Regions from separate parts of the Homo sapiens genome. Here all the other regions are linked to region 1. A link is a loop called in an ENCODE intact Hi-C map of the cell type or tissue named here. Cell type or tissue: endothelial cell of umbilical vein. All regions are shown on one strand. Region 1 has its middle 22 kb from the start of POMP. Region 2 overlaps FLT1 (fms related receptor tyrosine kinase 1). Region 3 overlaps FLT1 (fms related receptor tyrosine kinase 1). Region 4 holds the start of LOC124903142 (a long non-coding RNA gene).

Region 1 (5,000 bases):
TTTTGCCCTCACAACATGAGCTGTAGACTGCTTACAAACATGCATGCTGGTGAGAACAGCCATGTAATCCCATGAGCTGATAACAGAAAGGAAGCGAGTTGAAAAGAGAAGTGGTGTTTGATTTCCCTCAACTGCTGCAGAAAGTCTTTTAGGTTCCTTGTAATTGATTTAAGGACTTGGACATATGTCCTTTTTTATTATAACAAGTTATTATTTGATGGATTCTATCTGAGTCCTGTGCCGAGCTCCTTACACATGTTCAATCCTCACAACAACCTTTCAAGTGAAGGACTACTAATATTTGCCATTTTGCAAATGAGCAAATTAGGCTTACAAAGCTTCATTAATCTGCTCAGATCACATAAGTAAGTGAGAGTCAGTTTATCTGATTCTAGAGCTCAAGCTCTTAAAAACTTTACTATACTGCCTGGGTAGAGAACCCACAAACGATGAGGTGAAAACAAAACAAAAACCAGAAATCATGATCTAGCCATGTGCAAAATAAATATTTGTTGAAGTTTTTATAAAAAACAGCAAACATTTTGAAGCTATTTCGAGGTAGCACAAGACAAGAACTGTTATTTCTCTTTGCAGGACTATATAGGGCCCATATGATAGCTGTAGATGGAAATGACCAGATATTACATCATCCAAAGTTGCTTTGCTTTATGCAAACAGCCCCGTAAAGAAAGGGACCACCATTATACAAACCCATCTCTTATAGGCCACTGCAGATTAGATTGGACTGAGGGTACATTTTCATCTTGTCCTATTCTGACATAGCAGTCCATCACTGACTTAATTAATATCACTGACTTTAAAAAAAAAAAAAACCCAAATCTGGAAATATTTAGAGGGAAAGAGAGCTTTTATTCTTGAAAAGCCTGTTTCTTCTCTTCTTTATTAAAGGTGGCATTAAAATCAGCTTAAGCCTGGGTGTGGTGGCTCATGCCTGTAATCCCAGCACTTTGGGAGGCCAAGGCAGGGGGACTGCTTGAGGCCAAGAGTTTGAGACTAGCCTGATCAACATAGTGAGACCCTGTCTCTACAAAAAATTAAAACAAACAAATCCCACTCAACATGAGAGGGGGTGGAACTTGGTAGCACTGGCACTCAGTATAATTCATTCCCGCTCAGTGCTGCACTAATTACTTACTACCCGTACACAGAATAAGGCAAAACCCAAGGTAGTGTCTATTTCCCCTCTAATTTTAAGTAAGACTGAAAGACATGGTCAGAAATGCCATTGGCTTGAATCCTATACTATCTTTAATCAAATGTCAGCATTCCATTTTTCTAAATGCGCAGTCAATGTTTTTAGTATCAATAAGCAAGTTTCCCACTCTATGAATGAGGTAGAGGAAGCCTTTATCTAGGTGGGGGTGGGGCAACAAAAATGCCTAGGCTCCTTCAATAGCAATCTGAATCCCCTAAAGTGAAAGTACTTGCTATTTGTCTTTAGCAAATAAAACAAACAGCAATCTTTTGATCTTTAGGAAGCCCTTTCTTGTTAAGGTAACATTCTGTCTGACTTTTATGTTTCAGCATTCATTGTATATTTAATTATTTTAAAAAGTTTTGTTTTAAACTATTAAACTTTTTCAGCATTTAAGATAAACATGGACATGCTTTGTTAAAGACCAAAAATAAGTTTCACACGAAACTGCAAAGTGTAGCAAAGATAATACCACATGAGGTCGGTATGTTCCAAAACATGATTCTCAGGGGACCCCCCTCTGAACACACTGCTTCATTAGAATTCTTGTTCTGAAAAGCTTCAGGAAGCCCCTGACTCTAACCCACCCTTTCCTGAAACTGGTGAAAGTATGAAAAAAAAAAAAAAAAAAGGAATTAACAGTAAAGTGGAAAAAGAAGCAGAATCTCAAATCAAGGAGGCGTGTTTTGTCTGTATTCAGACTGCTACTATTTTCAAAAATATATTGATGCTAACCTTGTCATAGCTTAATTAATTAATTTATTTATTTATTTATTTTGAGACAAGGTCTCACTCTGTTGTCCAAGCTGTAGTGCAGTGGTACAATCATGGCTTACTGCAACCTTGAATTCCTAGGCTCAAGTGATCCTCCCGCCTCAGCCTCCCAAGTAGCTGGGAATATAGGCATGTGCCTCCACACCCGGCTCATTTTTTTTTTTTTTTGTATTTTTTGTAAAGACATGATTTTGCCATGTTGCCCAGGCTGGTCTTGAACCCCTGGGCTCAAGCGACCCTCCTGCCTTAGCCTCCCAAAGTGTTGGGATTACAGGCGTGAGCCACCGTGCCCGGCCTAATTTTGTAATAGCTTTCAAACAGGAGCACACTGGGATAACAATTAGAAAAAATAAATAAATTTACATGTCTCCATGGGAATGCTATCAAACAACTGTTTTTAATATGAATTGAGAAAAATGAGTAGATCCTGTTTTTATATTGAAAATATCATCTCATTTCAGACTATTGAACTTTGGTTGTGATCTTTTATAAATACGGGTTTCCTTTTGGAAACATCAAAATAAAGATAGAAACGGGTTTCCCTTGGTGATTCATTTTTCAGGTGTATTCCTCAGATGCTCATTTGTTCTTCCGTTTTATTCTTTCTTTCTATTCTAGTACATTTCCTCTTTCTGCGGTTGGGAGAGTCACCTGCCCTGGTGGTTTTGAAATGCTCCTGCAGTTCTTGGAGCAGACAGTGGGTGGTGATAAGAAGCCATGCCTCCAAGCCAGCCATTCTTTCTGGAAGTTCCAGGTCAGAATCGTGAGTGGTCTGATGTAATGGGACAGGGGGCGAATGCTGCCTAGCAGAGAAAGACAGGCTGAAAATCAGAAAACGTGACTGTACTCCTCCCTCAGCTACCCACATTTATGACGAGGACCCAGCTTCTTTACTTTCTAATGGAAAACAGTTCTACCGCAGTTCAGCAATACCACCCCAATTGGAGGAATCAAATCTTTAGACCCAGTGCCAAAAGATTTGACCTACTCAATGCCTATGACGTTACAACTCCTATCATGGCAGTGTTGTCTGCTAAAACTAAACGAAAATGCACGTATGTGAATTCAACAAAATTCAAACAGTGGTTTTAAAAAGTATAGAATTACAAGAGTCCTTTTACAGATTCAATTCTAGCCTTAGATTCCTGCAAGGAAATATTTTCCAAAGGGAATAAAGAAATAGAAACGTTTTCTAGGTTTTCTTTAAGAGAACACTTAGAAAATGGATTACCCAAATATGTAAATGGAGCTATAACTATGGCATTTAACCCAGAGTGCAATGTGATAAGCCATCAGAAAGGAATGCAATCTGGGTTCACTGGAATGATGTGAGGTTTATTAGTTATCCTTTCCCAGGACCAAAAATTAGCAATTGGTTTGGCCTAAATGAAATTGTTGCTATTTGAACAGGATTGTGGGAATAAGAAAAACCTTAGAAAGCTACAAATTTCATCACCTCATGGTTCTGACATTGGGCCATTGCACAGTCTGTGAAAAGTAGCAGTAAAAGCAAATGAATTCAAAGCTAAATCTTAAAAAAAAAACACCAAGTAGAATTATATAATCTTGGAATTAGAGATCCTGTGCTCTGACCTCTCTCCAAAAGCAAAAATCCCTAGAAGAACTTCTCTAAAAGATGACCTTCTAGGCATTTTCTGAAACACTTTGAGTAAAGAAGTTCTAACGACTTTTTAGAATACTTCGTTCCATTCTTGAACTCTCAATTTCAGCATTTTTAAAAACTACGGTACAGACCCTGAGATATATAGAATTATTCTTGGAGGTACAAGAGTTTCATACAAGATCTAGAAATAGTTGTCTTTTCATGTGGACAATAATCTAAAAAGAACTAATACATAAGAACTTTATGGTGACCACTTTCTTAAAAATTAGTAGACTTCTTCTTTTCCTGAGCGGTTTTAGGTTTACAGAGACATTGAACAAAAAGCACAGAGAATTCTCATATACCCCCTGGCCCTCCATCCCTAATTTCCTCTCCCCCACACTTTTTTTTTTCCTTTTTAGACATGAGGTCTTAACACGTTGCCTAGGCTGGAGTGCAGTGGCAGTTCACACTCCAGCCTCAAATTCCTGGGCTTAAGCAATCCTCCTGCCTCAGCCTCCTGAGTAACTAGGACTACAGGTGCACGCTACTATGCCTGGCTTCCAATTTCTTCTACTTTTAGCATCTGACATTAGTGTTGTACATTTGTCACAATTGGTGAGCCAAAATTGATACAACATCATTAACTAAAGTTCAGCCTTCCCATTAGGGTTCACCCTGATTGTATTTTCTATGAGTTTTGGCGAATGTAGTAATCACTTTTTATCTGAGGGCTACCAGAAGGTATCTTTCAGTGCTCATTTTTGTTTATGTGTTAGGAGAGTAGATCCACTTTAATTGGGAGTGAATTAAAAAAGAACAGAATTGGTCCTAATAGGTAACCATGATGTCAATTTTAGTGAAGGAAAGTAACCTTATAGCATACTTCATAAATGAAGATTTCTCTATGGTTCAGAAAAAGAAATGTGTTTGGTTTGTGTTATCACAATTCACACGGCGGTCTACAACTGCCCAAGGCAAAAGCCATCGATACCATATTCATGCTCTGAATGACGATTTTGCTTCAGCAAAACATCATCTCTCCCATTAAAAGAAGGTTGTTTATTTAAATATTGTTGACATTGTAGCTTTGCTTGTCTTTAATGTATACATTTATACATTCAGTTTACAAACTTAATTTGTAAATGTGTATAACTGTAAGCATAAGAACTTTATACCTAGTTGTATGTTTGTCCATAACTAAGAACTGTTATAGAAAAACAATTCGTAAACCCTGGAAATTTGCGAGAATTTTTTCTATTAGGGAGTCTGTACATGACTCAGGTTTAAGAAACAGTGTCCTAAGCGTTAGACAGTTTTCCCCCTATTTGGGGTACAATACTGCCTCCCTGTAATTTGCACACACTTATCCTGGCTCTGCCCTCTGAAATCTAATCCTTCTTCTAT
Region 2 (5,000 bases), 170 kb after region 1:
CAGAAGCAGGGGGAGGGGAAGTGATTCCCCTAGATGTTGGTGATAGTGGGCATCTGCCACGTGCCAGGCAGCAAGCCAGCCTCTTCCACAGCACAGCACCGAATGCACACACCCTGCCTGTGAGGTGGCTCGTAGGCTTTCCAGTTCCACTCACGAGGAGCCTGAGGAGCAGCCAATTAAGTGATGCCAAGGTCATGCAGTCAGTAGGTGGAAAAGCTAAGCCTCAAACGCAGATCTTCTAACTGAATCCAGTTTTTGAGATAGTCAAATCCAAGAGAAACGCTGGAGAGGACTGCTGGGCATAACCAGGGTATTTGACACACACATCATCTCACAGATCTGTGACCTAATGGTAAACCCTCCATGACCATTCACTTAGAGCTTCTACCTTTGCTTCCACTGTTTAAACTGATTTTTTAAAGAAAACTATACCCTGAGATTGGTGCCAAATACTAAGTTTTCCTCCCTCCAAGAATTTCTTTCCTCTCTCCTGCTAACTTCTATTCCCGCCTAAGGAACGCTAATCCTGGGCCCCTCATTCCCTGCCTTTCGGAGGCATTGCAGCTGCCTGGGAAGAGGGGAGGAGGAGGAGGCTGGTGAAGAAGAGGGAGAAGGAGAAGAGAGACTGAGGGATGAGGGGAGGAAGGAGGCGAGAGAGATCCTTAGTGATAGTATTCTGATTGGTCAGTAATAGCTTCAAGGGAGGCTCAGCCTCTGTAGCACCTATGGTTCAAAAAATCATGAGGCTGTCTGTTAGGCTGTTCTTACATTGCTGTAAAGAAATATCTGAGGCTTGGTAATTTATTAAGAGGTATAATTGACTCACAGTTCTCCAGGCTGTACAAGCATGGTGCTAGCATCTGCTTGCCTTCCAGTGAGGCCTCAGGGAGCCCTTACTCATGTCAAAGGCAAAACAGGAGCAGGTGTATCACATGGTGGCAGCAGGAACAAGAGAAGGGGGGAGGTGCCACACACTTTCAGATAATCAGATCTAAACAACAGCACCATGCCATGCATGAGGGATCCACCCCCACGACCCAAACACCTCCCATCAGGCCCCACCTCCAACATTGAGGATTACAATTCACCATCAGAATTGGAGGGTCAGCATCCAAGCTATATCAGGCTGGGACTGTGAGAAATGGAAGGTCAGAGATTTCAAGGTCGTCTAGTCCAATCTCTTTTTTACAGATAAGATAACTGAGATCTGGAAAGAGAGATGACTTGTCTAGGGTGATACAGCTAGTCACTAAAATGGATGTCATTATTGCATCATATGGAGATGTGTAGATTTTAAAGCACTTTCACCACCTCACTTTATTGCCTCACAACAATCCTCCGAGATGTTTGTCGAATGTCACGTAAGCGTGTGAACAGTTCCCTTTTGACTGTACCATTGTAGAGGGAACTCATAGATTACGTAAGACAAACCAAATGTCTTCTAAAACTGATTTTGATTCTATAATTAGTTTTCCAAATGAGGAAACTGGTTCAGAAAGGGAAATGATTGGCCAAAAATATCATTGCTCAACTAATGATTGCATGAAATTCAGAGCCCAGGAAAATTTCTGTACTTTTTATTCAGAAAAAAAGATGAGACAGGCCTATAGGACTAGATGACCCACACTGGAAAAAGTTCAGTATTGAAAATATATTTTGGATGACACTGACATTTATTCTTGAGAGTTTTTACTAAGTTATTGCATATTTGAATATTATAACTAGTTATATATTTTAATATAATTTCATTGAACCTATATGAATCCATTACCATTCTACATAAATAGGCTTTTGGATGTTATTTAGGTCATTTGGTATAAAAGGATATATAATATTTATGAGCAAGGGTAGAGCTAGAAAAAATTTGTGAATTAAGAGAAATTTGTATTAGTGTATCTTTTGCTTATAAATTAAAGATACAAGTAAATTAAAGATGTAAATAAATTAAAAATGAAAAACTCACCTTCATGGAAAGATAACTTAAAAAAAGGTAAGAAGACAATTTACAAATAATACATTTTAAAAATTTGTTTTTCAGGATCTAGTTCAGGTTCAAAATTAAAAGATCCTGAACTGAGTTTAAAAGGCACCCAGCACATCATGCAAGCAGGCCAGACACTGCATCTCCAATGCAGGTAAGTGGCTGTGTTGGTTTGGGAATAATCTAGTTGCCATGCCTAAGGCAAAATCATTCCCTGGCAGAGTAAAAAGGTAGGGACCTCAGTGATCTCCTGTGATCTGCAAAGTGCAAACCATAGGCATCCAGCTTCCCATGAAAGGGGATTCATGGGGAAGGGAGAGCATTACTCACTCAGGGAAATGGGGGAAGGGATGCCCAAATAGTTCTGCATCTTTATTCTGAGTATTGTTCTACAGCTTTTCTGAATGTGTTGCTTTCCCGTAAAGAGGAAGATGACTACACTTAAGAGAGGACCTCCGCTTCCTAATAAAATGAATGCTGAGGAACTGGTGCTGAGCCTAGGGCCCAGCCATAAATATGTTTTGTTTTCTTATCTGTGATTGCAGGGGGGAAGCAGCCCATAAATGGTCTTTGCCTGAAATGGTGAGTAAGGAAAGCGAAAGGCTGAGCATAACTAAATCTGCCTGTGGAAGAAATGGCAAACAATTCTGCAGTACTTTAACCTTGAACACAGCTCAAGCAAACCACACTGGCTTCTACAGCTGCAAATATCTAGCTGTACCTACTTCAAAGAAGAAGGAAACAGAATCTGCAATCTATATATTTATTAGTGGTAAGACTTCCATTTTCTACATTCTGTTTGCTTTTGCTTTGCAAATGAGTCATAAATCTACCCTGATCCATTGGAAAGGTTGCTTTCCTAGTGAGTATGAAAGAAACGGGTTAGGAAAGAGATTCCATCCTAGTTGTAGACACTTTCGTGGATGTCAATTTTAACCAGAATTGTCAAGGCCCAGTTAGTCACTATGTGCTCCACAAAGAGAGAGACTGGTCTGTATAGGTCACCTCTGTACCCACAGCTCCTAGCACAGTATGTGGCCCATAGTTGGATGAATAAGTGAATAAAAGGATTTTAGTTCTATTTCTTAGTTATTGAGAAGCCCAAAATAGAATACATGATTTTTGTCATTTAACACAGCTGCATTCTCTTATATGTTGGAACTGTAAAATACTGTTGTTTCTACTAAATTAATAAACGCAATGTTGCTGTTATCTCGAGTGTTATATAACTGGTTCCAATGGACAATGTTGTATTATTTCATGTTCACTGAGGAACTACTATAATGACATGAGAACTGGCACTGACCAAGATACAGTGCAAAGGGCAAAGGGCAAAAATGAATCATGTTTGATTCATTTTTTATGGTACTCGTAAAAAAATCATTTTCATTCATTCATAATTTTTATGATACTGTTCTTCCTTCCTTAGAGAATGAACAAATGAAGTAACATTCAAAGGGGAGAAATGCAAAATCTTTTAAGAAGTAGAAACTCACAGTAAAATTGGAACCCTGAGAAAGAATAATAAAAATGGCCTGTCACTTTCTTCTTCCTTGTTTAGTTCCAATTTTCAAATCTTGAGGGGATTAAAGAAAAAAACGCACACACACAAACAAGGCTGTAGAGAACACAAAGCAATATTAGTAGGCACTTCAGGCACAGAATCAGGTTTAAAAAAAACAAAAGAAAACAACCAACCATCAGCATCAATAGCTAAATATACATTGTGGGTCTACCTTCTGGTGAGGTCAGGAACTGGGTCTTTGCATTGGAGGTAGTACAATAGAACTAACATTTTAGTGAGGCAGTTCTTTTTCGTTGTTGTTTGTTTGTTTTTTTGAGATGGAGTCTTGATCTCTCACCCATGCTGGAGTGCAATGGCAGCTCACTGCAACTTCTGCCTCCCAGGGGCAAGCGATTACTCCTGCCTCAGCCTCCTGCGTAGCTAGGATTACAGGCGTCTGCCACCACTCCTGGCTAATTTTTGTATTTTTAGTAGAGACTGGGTTTCACCATGTTGGTCAGGCTGGTCTCGAACTCCTGACCTCAGGTGATCCACCTGCCTCGGCCTCCCAAAGTGTTGGGATTACAGGCATGAGCTACCGTGCCTGGCCATGAGATTTTTTTTAATTTGTGAAATAAGGCAACTAGACAGTGTTTTTCCCTGAGCATAACATGTACATATCCAAATTCAGGATTAGTCTTAGGAGACAGCAGAACAGTTGCCTGTTATTGACAGTAACCTCTTTGTAGCTGCTATCAGCCTGATTTTGACTGAGCCACTTTCATGTCCCCGATCCTCCAAATTCTGTTTTGACATTTTGTGCTTGTCCAGGGGGTAGATAACTGTAAGGGACTAACCATCCAAGCAGTTTGCCGTCAAGGGATGCAATCAGCTCACTTCCACATATGAGTGGGAGGTAGGCCGGGGAATTTTGCTTGGGGAAGTCAGCCCACTTCTAAAGCAGGGATGAAAGGATGGTAGGCAGGAATGAGGAAGGGTAGAGAAGGTGCAGCATTAAGAGCAGAGACTTTCAGAGAGGTAATTTTGCAGCTGAGGGGGAAAGACAACACGCTTGATAGTGGTGGAAAAAGCCATGTACTCAGCCATCTGTTCTCTTTCTCTAATTCCACGTAGCATATTGTGTTCTTTCCGACATCTGTGGAGAAAGGAAAACACTGCAGTGAGTCACAGACTGCCCCTGTCTCTATAGGGGAGTGGGAGAAAAATTTATTCATTCTAATATTTTCATAAAACTTTCTCCTATAGGTTTATCAGTCTGACTTGCAAATTGAACACTTAAATGAATAAAAAGAAAACCATCTCTTTTTTTCTAATAAATAGTGTTCAGCTATTTTCACCTTTAACTCCTAAACTATTCAATAGACATCATGGCTTTATGAAGCCAGGGAGTGCAAGCCTCTCCACTCAGTCCCCTACTATCACAAAGGAGAGACACTGCTATTTAGAATTAGTTCCATTTCAACTATACAACAGAGCAGATCTGGCAAACAATCA
Region 3 (5,000 bases), 160 kb after region 1:
TGTGAAGGCACTATTTGGGAATCAAAATAGAAACTGGAACAATATGCATTTTATGGTAGTTTAACAGCATCACATTACAGCTCCATGACATATTCATTTTTTTCCAGAAGGAACTGTGTGTGGATCTGAAGATTATGTCACATGACAGGTTATAAGACGTAGTTGAATAAAATTTAAAAGTTCCAATTCCCGCTTTTATACTTAAACTGTTACATGGCAAGCTCCTATACGGAATTGATCAAATATCTCCCAGATCTTTTCTGTGAGACTTTCCTTCTAAGGGAACCCACAGGGATCCACATAAATGACAAATCCATAACATTGAAACATGCTGTCATCATCTCTATAGATGCCTGGAACTTTGACACTGAACAGTAATGAAAGCAGAGTATTTGGTAAAATATCTGGACATAGACCAAACTGTAATCCTGATGCTATGTAAAACAGAAAACTTTCCATTTTAGATTGCGAGTCACATGCATTCCATGCTATGCTTCCAAACTGGTAATTGTTTATTTAAAGAGAACACGGAGGATGCCTTTGGCAGAACTGAAATTTGCAATCCTAAATAATTTAGAGATTAGAAATCTAAAGTTAAGGCAGTTCAAGCATGTTATTAGTACTACTAGTCTTAATAATACAACTCTATGCAAATGCTCTTGCAGCTAAAAGCATTTTGTCACTGATCAGACACTATGATTCTAAAGAGGATGCACAAATTGATAAAAAATTAACAAACTAATTTAAAAACTCAGTTACTTTCACTAAGCCACCTGTATATTTAGTCTCACATACATTGAGTGTGTTTATTGAAATGGCATCTCCACTGAGCAATCAGTTGTCATGTCTCTTCCAGGTGTTCACAATCTGAAAATGTGTATATTTCAGCCTGAAACAACTTCTGAGTAGCATAACACTACTGGCAATTATGATCCATTCTATAAGACGTGACGTCAGAGCTCAGTTTCCTCTCAGACCTCTAAACAGTGACATTGGATAAGAACATAAGCCCGTGGGGAGTATGCTTCAAATGTAAAAGTGTCCTGCCACTGATAGAGAAAACAGAGATGTGTCCAAGCCCTTCCTAACAGACAAAACGTTCCTGTATGCATTTTTAGGGTGTAAAGAGTGTTTTCTCTGTTCGTGTCCATTTGCATAACCAGACGAAGGTCTACCAGACTTCTCTACCGAGTATTTTACGAGTTATGTCTCGTGCCCTGTCAACCAGATCTTGACCTTTGCCCTAGGCAGCTCAGATAACTTTCATGACATCGTATGGTAAACTGAAATGACATATTGTTAGACAGCTCTATGGAGGTGGTTTTTGAACTCATTTAATAACAGACCAGCGGTGTAGGAGTAGAGCATTTTTTGGGAAAAGGTAACTCCTTGGTCAGCAGGAGATTTCTCCCAAACCAACCTTAATTAACTCTGATGTCACATGAAAAGGAGTTGTGCATGGCTATAGGTCATTGGAAGGGTAGGTCCCTGATGGTAGCCTGGTGACAGGCCTAATGATCAATGAATGTGCCCTGTTAAACTGTGACCCTCAAAGAAGGCAGTGTCAAGTAAAAAGCTCAGAGAGGCATGCGGAAGACATGTTTCCCTCATAAACATAGACAGTAGGAATGTTGACGTTATTAGAGCATTTTTTCCTGGTAAACATTTTAAACCACACAGATTTTTTTCCGTGTAAATAACTTTTCTGAAGCTTAAGGAAAAATGAGTAAAGTCAATGACCCATGTATGGATGGGATGAAAACTGTCCAAGTTTTGATGATTTTAGACTTTGGCCACTTCAGTGGCTAACACTGTGATGTCTTTTGTGCCAAGAGCTACAAAACCTATCTATGAGTTTCATTGACAGACAATTAAAATATGAATTGTAAGACAGCCTTAAAATGAACAAACCAGAGCAGAATTATTGAAATGAACATAATTGCGGAGAAGTGCCAATTCCAGTTGCTGGTGTTAAACATTTAGGTAATTTCTTGATTTATTTTTTGACACCTGGATTCAAGACATAAATGCTATATACGTGACTATTTTGAATTTTCTATTCAGACTTTGAGATCAGAGACTTCACATATTGAATCTAATAGTTTGAGGATTACTTAGAATGGCAAAACCTCTAAAGCAAGAAATCAGTGTGGTAAAATAGTGCGTTTAATATACTATAAAGATTTAAAGGAAAAAGCAGGTTCCTAGGATTAGAAACTTTCTACAAACTAAATATAATGTTGCTGGACAGCAGCTGCCTAAACATTCAGTCCTATTGTGGACCTTAAAGACCAATAACACAATTACTCTAAAATAAAATATTACATATTTGTAAAGTTGCCCATGTAAAAGTCACAAATAATCTTATCTGCATAAGGGATTAGTCAGCAGTGAGTCACAGCTTCATACTCTTGCCACATTCAAGTCAATTTCTAAATCCCCGCCTAGAAAGAGCTTTCCCTGAGCCTAAGCTGAATGAAAAATGTAATTAAAGCACACACCAAAAACCTCTTCTAGTTCTACATCAACCTCCCCACCACCACTCAAACAAACTTGACGTTCTCATGGAGAGAAAAGTGTATGCATGCGTGTCAGCAAGCGTGTGTGTGTGTGTGCATGTGTGTGTGTATTTATGTGCACATTCTTTCATTTCTTTACATTCTTTCTTGATTTAAGGCCAATTGTTTTGGAAGACAAACCTGACATTTTAAAAATTAGTATCATTGCTAACTGTGGGACTGAAAAAATATGCTTTCAGTTCATACGAATCCCCATGACTTTCACATCTTCTATTTAGTCTGTTGGTGGATGGAATATGAACTCTCTGGCCTTTCTCCATCATTCTGGAAGTGAGAGGAGATGGGACATTATAATGCTCTTCATCAAAGCATGGGCCCTGTCAGCATAGCTGGTAGTGTAGTCTCCATTTAATGTGGTTACTTTAATCTAGGCATTCACTTATAATGCCCACTTCATATTATCTGATAAATACTTGGATAGAGATATGACACAGAGGTTAAGAACTAAGAGTTAACTTTTTTTTATTAAGTTTCAGAGCCCTATAAGAATAAGCATCGCAAATAAAAATGTTGGTAGCGTCCGGAAATTTGCAATTGCATTCTTAACCCTTCTCCCATCCTTGCCACCAACCCCAAAGATTCTATGAGATTTAGTCTATGAGATTTCGGCCTTTAATAAGCTACATCTTAAGGAAAGAATATTTTCTCTTATTGTGAATTATGCTTAATTAACCTCGAACAACCTTTGTAAAAGGCTCATGATCTTAAATTCAAATTTTAGAAACATGATACTTAGGGATCTCTATTTAGATAAAGAGGCCATTTATCATTCAGGATTATGTACTACTGAAAACACAGTATGCAAAATCAAAGACAGATGCATTTCATTTCAAATAAACGGAATATACAGAGCTTTAAGTTAAAAACAAATAAATTAGAAATAAAAAATTGATATAAAAGGAAACACCAGATTTATTCAGAGTCCTAGTGACATAATTTGTTAAAAATTTCCATTTAAATAGGGAAAATTCAAAATATGCAATTAGGAGTGATTTAAAACTAACACTAAATTAAATTGAAAAGATTGTAACGGGGGAGGGAACAGCAAGTTTTTTGCAACATGTTTGTAAACTTCTACTATTAGGTAGTGATGTTACAGAACATTAAGGGAAAATTAGGTCTCTAAAATCAGCCTTCTAAAGTTTTAAGCTGGAAAAACAACTAGTGTAAAATCTCACACTGATGGGGTAATATGTGGCAACAAATTTCAAAATAACTGGATATTCTAGGCCTTCAACATAACTCTGTGATTACTTTAGTCATCAGTTGCTGGGTTTTTAAAAATAGCAGCTTTATTGAGGTAAATCTCACATACTATAGGAGACCAGAATATGACACCCCAAAATATGACTGTAAGAGACAAGAATATTAAAGTATATAATTCAGTGGTTTTTGGTCCATTCAAGAGTTGTGCAACCATCACCATTAATCTAATTTTAGAACATTTTCATCACCCCCAAAAGAAACCCAATACTGATTATCAGTCACCCTCCATCCCCTCCCCGCAAGCCCTGGCAACCACTAATCTACCTTCCTGTCTCCAGGATTTGCCTGCTCTGAACATTTCATATAAATGGAATCATACAATATGTGGCCATTTGTGACTGGCTTCTTTTACTTAGCACAATGATTTGTGGGGTTTGTGTGTGTGTGTGTGTGTGTGTGTGTGTGTGTGTGTGTCTGTGGTTGTTTTGTTTTGTTTTGTTTTGTTTTTGAGACAGAGTTTCTGTCGCCCAGGGCTGGAGTGCAGTGGTGCAATCTCAGCTCACTGAAATCTCCTCCTCCAGGTTCAAGTGATTCTCATGCCTCAGCCTCCCAGGTAGCTGGGATTACAGGTGCATGCCACCACACCTGGCTAATTTTTGTATTTTTGGTAAAGACAGGATTTCACCATGTTGTTCAAACTGGTCTCGAACTCCTGACCTCAGGTGATACAGCTGCCTCAGCCTCCTAAAATGCTGGGATTACAGGCATAAGCCACCATGCCCGGCCTGTTTTTTGTTTTTTAACAATAAAACTAGAGGAATTTATTTTCTCATAATTCTGGAAGCTGGAAGCTTGAGATCAAGGAGATCAAGGTGCTGGCAGGTCTGGTTTCTCCTGAGGCATCTCTCTGTGGCTTGCAAATAGCTGCTTTCTCCTTGTGTGCTTACATGACGTTTTCTCTGTGGGCCAGCATAATGTTTTCAAGATCATCTATGTGGCAGCACATATCAGCATTCCTTTTTATTGCCAAATAATACCACATTGTAAGGATCTGCCATATTTTATTTACCCATTCATCAGATGATGGACATTGGGTTCTTTCTTTCTTTCTTTCTTTCTTCCTTTCTTTCTTTCTTTCTTTCTTTCTTTCTTTCTTTCTTTCTTTCTTTCTTTCTTTCTTTCCTTCCTTCCTTCCTTCCTTCCTTCCTTCCTTCC
Region 4 (5,000 bases), 110 kb after region 1:
GTTGCCCAGACTGGAGTGCAGTGGCACGACCATAGCTCACTGCAGCCTCGAATTCCTGGGCTCAAGCAGTCCTCCCACCTCAGCCTCCAGACTAGCAGGAACTACAGGCATGTGCCACCACGCTCCGCTAATTTTTAATTTTTTTGTGTGGAGATGGGGTCTTGCTGTGTTGCCCAGGCTGGTCTCAAACTCCTGGCCTCAAGCGATCCTCTTGCCTCTGCCTTCTAAAGCATGGGATTACAAGCGTGAACCACTACAGCCCGTATGTATTGTTAACAGACATTTTATTGTGCCCATGGAGTATCTGTAGTTCTCTGGTTTGGATTTTGGTGCTCCTCCCCTTCTTTTTAAACAGGGGTAGAGATTTCCTTTATATTAGAAATTGACATGAAACCACGGGTGTAAGGGTGGTTTGGGTCGCTGCCTGCTCTAATCCCAAGGAGCAAACCTTTGGGAAAAAGTTGTATCCTCGGAAAATTCTGCAGCCTCCTCGTCCAGAAAAGCCACTTGGTCTCCAAAAGGTTTCCTGCAGTGCTGGGGAAATGCGCCTCTTACCCAGAGAGGCAGCTGCCTATCGCTTTCAAGGACAAAGTTTGAACGTAGTGTGTGGTGTGGTGTGTGTGTCGCTCATTTCCACCGGGAGAAACCCCCACGGATAGTCACCAAAGGGAAGGAGACTGCATCTGATTTTCTCCGCCGGCCCAGGCTCCGTGCGGCAATTCTTCGGTTCTGTTGTTTACTTCGCCCCACCGCCCCCCACCTCCTAGTTTTTGTTCAGCCCGGGGAAGCCGCGCCGCAGCGCCTCAGATGTTATTTATCTTTTCCTGCGAGGGGCTTGTGACAGTCCAGGGTGTTGTGTATCCTGTGCGATTGTTTATCGCCCGGCCCATGCGGTGGCCTGAGCAGCCTCGCGCCGGCACTTCACGTACCGAACCCCGGGACTACGTGAGCCGGCGGAGGGCGGGGAGGTGGCGCTCGGGCGCCGGCGTGAACCCGCGTCCCCCGGAGCCCAGCGCCGTGTCCTCAGGCCCCGGCCCTGACCTCAGGGCGCTCAGGTGGAATGGCCCCGCAGCTGCGCGCTGCTCCCGCGCCCCCGCCTTGCCCCGCGGAAATCGCCCCCGACAGTCAACCCGACCGGGCGCGCGGCGCCCCCGGCCGGTCCCCGCCCGACCCCGCGCAGGGCACAGATCGGGGCGCACGCGTTACTCGTATCCGGTCACCCGCGGGTCAGGCCGGCCGAGCGGCTGGGCTCAGGGGGTACTCCTACGTGCGCAGCCGCCACCCGGCCTGGCCGCCCAGACGCCCCCGGGGGTTCGCGCCGGCCAGCCCAGCCCGAGCCTGGCGCCGCGCTGCGGCCGCTGCTCTCCACTCGGCTCCGCGGGCGCTCGGGGCTGGGCGGGTGCACTGGGGGCGCGGGGTGGGCAGCAGGCGGGTGGACATGGGGCGCGGGTTGGACAGTGAGCGGGTGGACAGGGGGCGCATGGACATGGGGCGCAGGGTGGACAGCGGGCGGGTGGACATGGGGCGCGGGATGAAGGGGGTGGACTGGACGCGGCGCAGGGTGGACGAGAGGCGTGGCACTTTCGAGTATGCATTTGCCCTTGGCTAGCTGCGGGTTCGAAACGAGCCTCTGGGGAGACTTTGGGGAGATTTTATTTTCTTTTCCCTTTCCCTTCTCCTTTCTTTTAAAAAATTTCCTCTTCTGTTCCATGCTTTTCTTTTCCCCCGTTTCCCCCTTTCTTTTTCTTTCTCTTTTTTCTTTTGAACGTTTTAGACAGCTAGGTCTCTTTTGCCACTTTGGGAGCCCGCCAGGGGAGCAGAGGCAGGGCAGGAAGGGACAGTGCCCTGCCTTTACCAGCCTATTCAGCCTCACACACACACACACACACTTTCACACTCACGCACTCATACACTCACGCACTCATACACACACGCACACACACCACACACACACCACTCATGCACAAACACACCTACTCACACAGACACAAACACACTACAGAGACACACATGCAGACACACACAGACACACACACCACAGAGACACACACACATACACACTCTCCACACACACACACCACACATGCACATACCTACCCACACAGATACACATACTACGGAGACACACATAGACACACTCCCACACACACCACACATATACACACACCCCCAACACACAATCTCACACACAGACGTACACCACACATGCACAAATACACCCACCCACACAGACACACACCTCACACAACCCTATGGGGAAGGATCAAACAAACGCGCTCACGGGGCCGGGGTCTGTTTTCTCAGGCGTCCTTCCCCATCGCCACATTGTTCGCGGGACAATGGGCTCCTGTGTCAGTCTTGTTGGCACCAGCGTTGTACGATGCAGGAAACAGCATTTCCTGTCGGCGCTGGAAAATTAACTTGGATCGTGCTTTTCCCTTTTTATTGAGAATCCGCACACACCCCGGGAAACCCAAGCTCCCGGCGAGGGGAGGGAGCGGCAGCAATAGACATCCCGAAGGCTCCCGCGGCGTCCGTCCCCTTCCCGCTCAGCTCCCGCTCCCGCTCCCGCTCCGCCAAAAGAGGAAGCCCCGGCCTTAAACAATGAGATGGGGCTGCTGTCTCAACCGTGACCCTCCCGCTGGGGCCATCGGGACCGACCGTGCCAAGCCTCCGAGCTCTCGATCTGTTGGGAAGGGGAACTTGGCAGAAGGGGCTCCCGACTGCCCAGAAACCCCTACCTCTGCAGCTGCTAGCTGTCTGCTCAGAGCATGCCAAGCTTGGGCAATGGGCTGACTTGTCTAGGTCGTCCTCACATTTACAAGTCTGAACAACATTTGGCCCCACAAAACTACTAGTTAATATTCTCCTATTCCACTAAGTACTTCTATTTTGGTATTGGTATCATTCTGCCCTGAATTGCTGCATATAGTGTCCTGGGTGCTCTAGTGGAAGAGCACTAGATTGCAAACTCGGAGAGGCAGGGAAAGGTCTATTTTGTTTCTGCATTTTCTGGGCTTAGAGGCCTGGGCATTTCACATAGTAGGTTCTGTATCGCTATAAATGTATATGAAATATGTAGACATTCTTGCCTCTCCTGGACACCCCTACCACCATATCTTGTTCCCGTTTGCACGCTGGGAACACTATCATCTGACTGTTGAGCATACACACAGAATTTGCATGTATATATGACATGCACACTGTTTTATATGTACCACATGTGTGTACACACAAACATGCTACACACATACAATATGTGTTTAGTAACTGCAATACCACCACCATCCCACGCTCCCCACCCCACCCTCGATGAGAAAGAAAATGGAAGCTATGTGTGAAATCTGTCATAGATACGCTGTCCTTCTCGTTAATCTCTTTTTGCCACAGACAAACTCTTCAAACATTTTGTGTGATTTCAATTTTGGAAAATGTTACTTCCCATCACATTTTAAACCTTCAAGTTTAGAGTTTATCATCATGACTACCAAAAGAGAGAAGGTCGAAGAAGTGCTTTGCGGACTTTCTAAGCTATATATTGGTAGGGCATAACTAGTATTGGAATTAGAGATCAGTTCTTAGCAGTGGCCTCTGACCCTTCAGATTTAAATCTTTGCTTTTTGCCTGACCACCCTCAGCTGTCCTTCCCATCTTCCCCAGCTGCAAGACTTAAGGATCTGTATAACAATATTTAAATATTTAAATCCCCTGGGGAAGCACACTAAAAGGAACCCTCTGGGACTCTTTATAATGTGAAAATCATCCTCTAATTGCTTCACTCCCAGTTGCTTAGTCCTCTGCCCTTTGCCCAACAGAGCTGAGTCAAGCCAGCAGTAAAAGCCAAGGCCACTTAGTGCTTCTTGAACGGATGAATGAATGAATAAATGATCATATTCTATTTTTTGTTTACATGTAATCATGTTATTTATATTTATTTATTTATTGAAATGGAGTTTAGCTCTTGTTGCCCAGGCTGGAGTGCAATGGCACCATCTCTGCTCATCGCAACCTCCACCTTCTGGGTTCAAGCAATTATCCTGCCTCAGCCTCCCCAGTAGCTGGGATTACAGGCATGCGCCACCACACCCGGCTAATTTTATATTTTTAGTACAGATGGGGTTTCTCCATGTTGGTCAGGCTGGTCTCGAACTCCTGACCTCAGGTAATCCGCCCACCTCAGCCTCCCAAAGTGCTGGGATTACAGGCATGAGCAACCGCACCCGGCGTTATTTTATTTATAAGCTTAGGGGAAAAAATTATAGCTCCTGGTCTGTAGAAATAGATTTGGGGAAAACGAAGTGGAACAATCCCTAAATAGTATAAATTGGGCATATCCTAATTGTTTAATACATATCTTTAATAATGAAAAATGTAGTTCACTCCTATGCTTAGCCAAGATGAAGTGAGAGTTAGGGCAGCAGAGTGTATAAGACCCTGTGATATTGTGAGTTCACCTTCTTGGGAGAGTTCTCTCTGTTTTTGCAAAATGCTTGCTGCCCCTGAGAGCTGTGTTGCTGTGGCTTTTACATATAATGTGCTACTTTGATTGGAACCTACTGTAGTTGTTATCTTTTTATATATGTGTCCCAACTAGATTGCGAGCCCCTTAAAGGATCGCCTTATATCTGCAAGGCTTGCACTGTTTTCTGCCCCTAGAAATAGACAAATAAGTGTCTGAGGGTGACGATGGGACTAGCCTGGTCATCCATGTGAAATGAATTCAGAGGTCAAAAGTCATCATGGAGCAAATTAAATGATGTCTAATGCCCTCCAGTGGCAGTTTTCCAATGGCATTCCATGGATGTGCTTCAAGGGATCAGTGGAGGAGAGTCTTCTACTACAGCAATTTTAGATTTGAGGTCCAGCTGCTCTGGACATTTTTGCAAACATCTACCTCTGAAGAATGACAGCAATGGGCAAAGGCAGGTTGCAATCCCAAACCAATGAATAGTGGAGGAAGATATTCAGGAGTGAACTTCCCCTATCATCAACTCTTATTT

Evidence for each region. Hi-C counts contacts between places; a loop is a spot of excess contacts. Peaks named below come from ENCODE experiments on the same cell type or tissue, not always from the same donor. Only the 100,000 strongest peaks of a DNase experiment are listed, where the experiment ranks them.
Region 2: a loop joins it to region 1, with 4 times the contacts of the local background. A loop is called at or near these places in 3 of 110 quality-filtered maps.
Region 3: a loop joins it to region 1, with 6 times the contacts of the local background. A loop is called at or near these places in 9 of 110 quality-filtered maps.
Region 4: a loop joins it to region 1, with 4 times the contacts of the local background. A loop is called at or near these places in 38 of 110 quality-filtered maps.

What each region holds. Positions count from the first base shown.
Region 1 is chr13:28,634,595-28,639,594 of GRCh38, reverse strand. No RefSeq gene overlaps it. Among named protein-coding and RNA genes, the nearest start is that of POMP, 22 kb to the left of the region's middle. In endothelial cell of umbilical vein, a CTCF peak has its summit at 2,686; a DNase peak (open chromatin) is centred at 2,704.
Region 2 is chr13:28,464,656-28,469,655 of GRCh38, reverse strand. FLT1 (fms related receptor tyrosine kinase 1) reads left to right here. Exons shown (of 30, transcript NM_002019.4): 2 at 2,039-2,135; 3 at 2,527-2,753. Among named protein-coding and RNA genes, the nearest start is that of FLT1, 28 kb to the left of the region's middle. RefSeq lists a silencer at 2,158-2,389. In endothelial cell of umbilical vein, no CTCF peak of the experiment used is centred here; DNase peaks (open chromatin) are centred at 2,445, 3,295 and 4,615; H3K27ac peaks cover 3,073 bases.
Region 3 is chr13:28,473,745-28,478,744 of GRCh38, reverse strand. The region is part of intron 1 of FLT1 (fms related receptor tyrosine kinase 1); the gene reads left to right. Among named protein-coding and RNA genes, the nearest start is that of FLT1, 19 kb to the left of the region's middle. In endothelial cell of umbilical vein, no CTCF peak of the experiment used is centred here; a DNase peak (open chromatin) is centred at 2,374; H3K27ac peaks cover 1,534 bases.
Region 4 is chr13:28,528,812-28,533,811 of GRCh38, reverse strand. It overlaps LOC124903142 (a long non-coding RNA gene), which reads right to left and starts at 2,472. Exons shown (of 2, transcript XR_007063737.1): 1 at 2,282-2,472. RefSeq lists silencers at 814-963, 1,014-1,383, 2,446-2,740. In endothelial cell of umbilical vein, no CTCF peak of the experiment used is centred here; DNase peaks (open chromatin) are centred at 861 and 2,291; H3K4me3 peaks cover 2,155 bases; H3K27ac peaks cover 2,016 bases.